3 separate regions of the Homo sapiens genome follow, and all the other regions are linked to region 2. The links are chromatin loops, found by intact Hi-C in ENCODE. Cell type or tissue: A673. All regions are shown on one strand.

Region 1 (2,500 bases), 200 kb before region 2:
GATTTACTAGGACCAAGGCAGCTGGTGGGATTTTCGGCTTTCCTTGGAATGGTTCAAATAATTTTTGTGCTGTGCATTGGATTAGTATTCAATTAACTCCTTTAAAATTATAATGTGCAACTTCAACAAACTTGTTAACGAGCCTACAGCACAATTAGAGCAGTTAATAGCCACCAGGTACAACAAATGAATGCTGTATGTCCATAAACAGGGGACATCTGAAACAAATTCAGTGATGGTGTTTCCTATTTGCATATCTATTCTACTTTCAAAACCAGCGATACCTGTAAACATCAGAGAAAAATTACAGAAGGGTCCTTTTCTCCCATATATTTGTCAAAGAAAATCTGATGTCAAAACCTTGTAGAGATTGTTTCTTTCTAATGTGGCCAGTCCCACTCCAGGAAATCCGATATGCTAACACAACCAGCTCTTAGTGGAGAAACCTAATCGGTACAGTGTTACTTGTATTGCAAACCCATCACTATGGTTGCCAAAATGTTTTAAACATAATCTCTCTCTTTCTCTTACATAGGCCATTTCAATTTAAGAAAACAAAAGATGATCCTGTGAACACTGTATCAGGCATCATTACTGGACTGAAAAAAGGATCACTTGATGGACATGCCTGGCGTTTTGTTTAGGTACATTTCACCATCAGACACTCACCCTCACTCAGAGAAACAGAGCAAACAGAAACATCCATAGTAGGGCTAGAAATTCCAGGGGAGGACCAAGAAGGCATCTGTCTTCCTGTTGATATGTAAAAAATGATTTGAAAAAGAATGCATCAGACTTCCATTATGATGATAGGATCAAGAATGCAACCTTCTGGACATTTCTGAGTTTTCTTAAACTGGATAAATAAAATGCATTGTAAGAGCTTTTAGCATTTGGTTTAATGCTAAACCATCTCTCTTGGCTGAAGAATTTTGCATTTTAATTGGATCTATTCTAAAATAACAGTGGAAAATTGATTTTAAACCTAAAGGTTGTATTCTCAATCATTTTATTCCCAGAAGTACTATTTGTAATTTTTTTCATAATAGATTTTTACCACAGGATATAACGTTATCACATGTGATACATCTTTATCTATGCCTTAGAAGGTTTCCACTCCTTTTACAAATTCAAAACGGCCTTACCCACTCTCCTTTCCACACACATCCACACAATTATGAAAGTATCATGTTATGATTTAAATAGATTCACTACTTTTGATAGTTTGTGGAAGAAATGCTACATCTCTTTTCCATGAGGCTGTAAAACTTTCTCACCATTCTTAAATAACAGCCTAAATAATAAAATCTAAAAAAAGTACAATTTAATTTGTTTGTTTTTTTTCAGAAGTATTTCTTCTCTGGCCTTAGAAGATTAGTTTTCAAAGCGATGGTAAAATCATTGATGTATGTCTTTTCAAGAAAAAGAAAAAAAAAAGACTCCTAAATGCCAAACATTTGCTCTTTGGAGCATAGCAAGAAGAAAGGGAGAGGACCAGACGGCCACATCCTAAGAACAGAGTATTGTCCAGGTAGCTGTCGCCCCAAATGGGATCTCTTTCCAGGTCTTTTTGTTAAAGCTTTTCTTTCCTAAATAAAACTTAATTTTCTCTCGCTAATCTTTCCAGTGGGTGTCTGCCGCTTCCTCATGCCTTGCTATAAGAAAGCTCGTAAAAAGGAAGAAATCTAAAACTAGAACAATTCTATATTCACAGTTTCTCTGACATTAAAAAGTACTCAAGAGAAGAGTTTTTTTTTTAATTTAAAGAAACATCTGTCCAACATGGATGATTTTGAAGAAGAGCACTCCCCTTTGTCCAGAGCCATAGAAAGATAATTTAATTACACTTATCATTACACCCTCCCCAAATTAGACTACAAATGGATCTTGATTTCTCATGATTTTTTCACTTTACAAAATAATCTTAAAGTTTAGGAGGAAGAAAAGATGCTTAAGAATAATCAAGAATGCTTGGAAAAGAGGAAGAAAAAGGGAAATTTCTCCTACTGAACCGGTAGTGCTGGGAAGGGAAGAGCGTGGTCCCTTTAAATGACAGGGAAGTGGGGCAGGGAAGTGCTGGGTAGAGAAAGGCGAGGTCTCTGTCTAGGGCTCCACCCCCAGGGACCTAGGTGAGGACAGGCACTTCTGCCTTCAAGCCCAAATGTTGCATTTTCCAAGACCACCCTGGCCTGCCACACCCCCATTCTGGGCCTATAAAAACCCAAGACCCTAGCAGGCAGACACAAAAGCGGCTGGACGTCATGAAGAACACATGGACAGAAGACACAAGCAGCTGGTAGTGGAGAGCACACGGCGGAATGACGCAGAGTTTTACTGGAGCAGGCCGCCAAAGGACCCGACTCCAGGGGAAAACCATCTCCCTTCTTGCTCCCCCGTCTGCTGAGAGCTACTTCTGCTCAATAAAACCTTGCACTCATTCTCCAAGCCCATGTGTGATCCATTCCCGGGATACAGAAAGCCCTCTGTCCTTGTGATAAAG
Region 2 (2,500 bases):
CATCCCCCTTTGAATAAAAATGTCTCCATTTTCCTTTCTCCATCTGTTTGTGTGTCCAGTGAGCCCACTCCTTACAACATGCTCCCCACCAGCACTCCCACAGCGGCTGCTTCAGCTGAATCAACACTGCCTTGGCCACTGAGGTCTTGAGAGTCCCTCCTGCCCCCCAGCCCCTCCCCCAGCCTTCTCCTTTCAGCTTCACTTTTGCTCTTTTTATAGCTTTGCACAAATTTGTCTCTGTGGCAAATTTACAGCACGCACTGCTTGTCTGAACTATTTAAAGGCACAATATTCTCGACTGTGCCATAAAGCTTTCCCATTCTGTGTGTTTTATTTCTCTGTTTGAGGGCCTTTTATGAAATCAGCAGCTCAGCGGAAGGAAATCATTTGCATACTTGGCTCCATACACCTGGAATTCCTTAATTTTAGGGATTAGCGAAATGAGTCTAATAAAAAGTGGAGGCCCTTGTTAATCATCTCTGTAAAGTCCCTTCATTACCTGGTACTGGTGCCCAATCCAAACGCTCATTTCAGGAAATTCACATTGTGCAGGTCAGTTATTGCAATTTTATGAACTGATTTGTAATTTTACGTGACACAGTTTGTGTTTTTAGTGTTCCTGAAAGTTAAATGACTGTTTTCTCTCCCCTGTCCCACTCTTAAGAGGATACCTTTCAGGGTTATCATAGAGAAGGCCCAAAGGCCATGAGTGTGAGAACTGAATTATCACCTTGTAGTCCTGACTGGGAGAGTTGGAATTTCAGCATCCGTTGTGTTGTTATTGGAGATGATCTTGATGCAGTCCTTGCTAACATGGCTTTCCAGTAGGGAACATGCAAATCCCTCTTCTGTTCTGTTCTACATTCACCCCCCAGAGCATTCTGGATGCTTCTCAGAATTTCCAAATCCTATTCATCCCCTCCCTACAGAATGGAAGTAAAATGTTTCGGTTGCCCCTGCTCTTAAGGAGAATATGATTAAGGCCAGGTCAACAGTGCAGTTGCCACAGACAACTTTCTGAAAAGGGCAGAAATATAGAACATCTACTGATTGTCAGTATGTTTCCAGTAAATCCAGGGTTCCACATGCAGCTCCTTACAGAATTGGCAAAACATAATTAGGTCCCACAAAAGTAGATAGTTCCCATAATTGGAAATTAAAACAAAATAAAACAGCAAAACAAAACAAACAAAAATCCTCCCTGGAAGTTCTACTGATTTTTTTTTTCAAAATACAACCACTATGTCACAAAGCCCAAGAACAGAGCCCATGGCTGACTGAAGTCAGCAGTTGCAATCAGGATAATTCTGTAACTGAATAATGCATGCTGGAATGCTGTTTACAGGAAATGAGCAATTTATTTTATTATCCAAATTTTAAACCCTTTTAATATGCCTCCCAAGAAGATGTCTGATTTAGAAAATTGCAAAAGAGACCTTAGGAGAGGACAAGAGGTACTCAAAAAATTCACTACCGTAAAGGCCAGATAAAGAAACTTTAAAATAATCTGAATAAGACTTGGTAAGTATATCCACAAAAATTACCTTTATTTTGGTGACACTAAGGGGCCAACATGATACTGAGTAACAGATAAACTGTGGAACAAAAAGCTAAAATGTAAGATTATGTTCGGTAGAAGTAATAAATCTGTGAGATTCCCTTTCTGCAGTGTGTGTGTGTGTGTGTGTGTGTGTGTGCGCGCGTGCGTGCATATGTACTGCCAAATACGTAAAATGCTTATGTTAATCGAAAAATCACAACAAACTGCTAGCTGTAATGAAAAGGGACTGAAGGAATGGTTTCCTTTTTCATCTTGAAAACTTTTTGGCTTTTTTACATATTCTAATTGTACATGCATAACTTTTTTTGGATTATCAGAGTTTATGTGGATGGGGAAATTTGGAGTAATAGTTTTGTTTTCTTTCTATTTATCTGTATCTTTAGTAAACAAATCTTTTAAGGAAACATCATTTTAGGGGCTTCATAAGTCTTTCATTTGAACACAGAGGCAGATGTATATTTTGTTCCTAGATAAATCAAGTTCTCTCACACACATTGCATATACAAATATGTCAGGAACATATTTAAAAGGGCACCAAATTATCAGCTTTCCCAGGGCAGCCACATTTCATGGTCTCAGAGTTCTTGAGGACTGTCTTGGCAGTTCAGAGGGTTCCTGTCTTCATCCATCAGACTGGACCAGCTCCCCATGAAGGCTGAGAAAATAGTCAAGTAAGAAAATAGGAGGGTAGCCAAGACCGGCTGCCCTCTCTAGGAAAGATGCATAGTCTCCATGACATCTCTTGCTGCCTGTCATAGCACTCAACAACACAGATGAAAGAGCAAGAAGGACAAGTGGAGATGATTTTTTCTGCCCCTTTATGTGCAGATGAGGAGCTGGAGCTGAGAGATGTGGCATGGCTTGTCCCAGACAACTCAGCTGCACAGAGAGGGGAACTCCCACTAAAGTTACCCTCTGTTCACATTAACCACCTTCTGG
Region 3 (2,500 bases), 70 kb before region 2:
TTTATCCATTAAACTATTAGTATATCCTAGCATTGTGGGTCTTAATAACATTTCCTTAAATAACTGTGAAAGCCTATTAGTTTTATTTCTTCCAGAAAAAACTGAAAGGAGGAAAACATAACATATTGGACACACAGGGATCAAGCTAATTAAATTGTAAATGCCAATAATGATATCTGACATTTCTTTTCAACGATAACCAATTATTGTAAGCATTCTCCCAATAGCTATTAAATCTATCCCTACAAACCTCATTTTTTCACATTTGGAATATCTAACACAGATCATTCGTCCTAGCCACTTCCATTAGTCTATGTACAAATATGTATGTAGGGGGGTGGTATGGCTTATGTTTGGCCTAATTGGAGTATCACATTCCATGTTGAAAGCAATATTAAGTTACATTTAGGAAACAGGAATATTATATGTTAAAAACCAGAAAAAAGCTACACATCTGGTATATTTTAGTTGTGGGATATGTAATATCTCTATCCCTCCCAAATTCTGTCTACTGGAAACCAAAATGAACAACTTGAGGATGTGTTTTCTTTCAGTTGAAACTTGAGGCCCAAACAGAAAGGTTGGTGAATGGATTGAAAATGGATGTGAAAAATCAATAGCAATGGAACAAGGAGATTAGAGCCTACAAAATAAATGACTATTTCTAAAGGGATCAAATCTTGGGATATATGGGGCTTGGAGGCAGTTTACACTGAAAACAGCCCAACAGAAGAGCCCATGGAGTGACTCCAGGATGCTGGAAAGTGAATCAACCTTAAGCCATGGTCAGAATACAGGATCCAACAGCTCTGTATCAGAAGTAGGGGATGGCTTCCTTCTGGGCCTCGATGCTTCTTCTAGACTCTCCCAATCTTATTTGGTAGCACATACAGTCACCTATTAGAGGAAGATTTTCCCTGGTGGGAGGAAATATGTAGCTATCTACTGGATTGTGTGCAAAGCCCAAAATAATTTAGGCGAGGGCCTTTCTACTGATCTGGAATATTTCAGCATGGTACTCAAGGAGGGGAAAGACACAAGGAAGCAACATTTAATGATTCTAAAAATATCTCCTCTAATCTTGACATATTTGTTAATCAAGAGAGCCTTGTGGAAAGCAACCATTATTATTTCTATCTTGCAAAAGAGGAAATTGAGGCTTGGAGATGACTCTGAAATCTCTCCAGGAAAATATAGTGAGCCAATGGTAGACATAACATTTCCATTCAGATCCCTGCTCACCCTGAGACTCATTTCCTGCCAGTCTTCCCCTTGATGACAGTGCTGTAGTCACACACTCCTTCCTGTGCCTCCAAGCTGCCAAGGTCCTTCCTGCTGCAGAATCTTCTTACCCAGTGTTCCCTCTGCCTGGAGGGATGGCCTCTTTATATGCTTCCAGTTTCTTTCACATTAGAGTCCTTCCCTGTTTATCTTTGCTAAAGTGATCTCCCCTCCTGTCTCCCCACAGCCCAGCTGCTCTACACCACATTACCTAGTCTACTTCCCTTCTCGGCAATTCTCTCTGACATTTTCTTCTTTGTGTCTGTGCTTACTAGTCAATTGTCTATCAGCTGACCTCTCACTGAGGGCATAGTCTTTGTCTTCCTCTATCTTGTTAGTATCCCCAGAGCCTGGCACAGTGCCTGGTACACTGTGGGTATTCACATTTATTGAATAAATGTATGAATAAATGAATGCATGAGAGAGGTTTCTAGCTCAGGTGTATCTAAATCTAAAACCTGAGTTCAATCTCCTCCACCAAGCTGTCTCCTTTGACAAAAGCACGGCAGCTTTGAGGTTAGTGACGCAGGTAGAGCAGTTGCTGAGGCACTGCTCATGAAGGTGGATGGAAGGTTGTTAGCACTTTTTCCTTAGCCCAGGATTTCTGTGAGTGGCAAGTGACCAAAACAGTCCACTCTGAAACACAAGGGGGAATTGAGATTAATGAAAACATGCTACTTAGACTCAAAAATCCTCCAAGATAGAAGAAAAGGGAAAATTTCAAAAAATGAATAAAAATACAAGAGAGGCTACCCTTCCCTTTTCTCCATTTGGATCAGCCAAATAATAGCTGATATTGTTTGTTTCAGTTTACTGAGCCACTCTTACATGCTACACGCAATGTGCTATGTGCATGGGTTATCTCATGCACATGACCACTCACAACTGCACATTGCAACTGCTACTAATATCATCCTCATGCCGTCTTAAAAAAAAAAAAAAAAAAACTGGAGCTCAAAGATGTTAATCAATTTGCCCAAAGTCACATTATTTCTGAATAGCTTTGCTGAGACTTTCATACAGGTTTGGTGACTCCAGTGCCTATGATAGTCTGAAGTATTGGAAATAATTTAAATCCATTCTGGTGAGGAAAAGGGAACGAAAGAGGAGCAGGAGAAGATATTCCAGATTAGAGACCACTGTGGACAACTTCCCCAGTCTACCAAGATCCTAACGGTGTAAATACTGCTGCATCTAGAATATACTTCTAAGCAGTGCC

What was found. Hi-C counts contacts between places; a loop is a spot of excess contacts. Peaks named below come from ENCODE experiments on the same cell type or tissue, not always from the same donor. Only the 100,000 strongest peaks of a DNase experiment are listed, where the experiment ranks them.
Region 1: it touches region 2 in a loop (2.5-fold over the local background); 2 of 110 quality-filtered maps call a loop at or near these places.
Region 3: a loop joins it to region 2, with 2.2 times the contacts of the local background. A loop is called at or near these places in 2 of 110 quality-filtered maps.

What each region holds. Positions count from the first base shown.
Region 1 is chr16:51,771,029-51,773,528 of GRCh38, forward strand. It overlaps LINC01571 (long intergenic non-protein coding RNA 1571), which reads left to right. Exons shown (of 3, transcript NR_110916.1): 2 at 536-644; 3 at 1,348-1,618. LOC105371257 (a long non-coding RNA gene) reads right to left here and starts at 752. Exons shown (of 4, transcript XR_001752182.1): 1 at 670-752. RefSeq lists an enhancer at 2,239-2,500. In A673, no CTCF peak of the experiment used is centred here; no DNase peak of the experiment used is centred here.
Region 2 is chr16:51,967,618-51,970,117 of GRCh38, forward strand. No RefSeq gene overlaps it. Among named protein-coding and RNA genes, the nearest start is that of LINC02911, 110 kb to the right of the region's middle. In A673, no CTCF peak of the experiment used is centred here; DNase peaks (open chromatin) are centred at 324, 834, 1,344 and 1,664; H3K4me3 peaks cover 1,531 bases; H3K27ac peaks cover 2,500 bases.
Region 3 is chr16:51,897,768-51,900,267 of GRCh38, forward strand. No RefSeq gene overlaps it. Among named protein-coding and RNA genes, the nearest start is that of LINC01571, 140 kb to the left of the region's middle. In A673, no CTCF peak of the experiment used is centred here; a DNase peak (open chromatin) is centred at 1,304.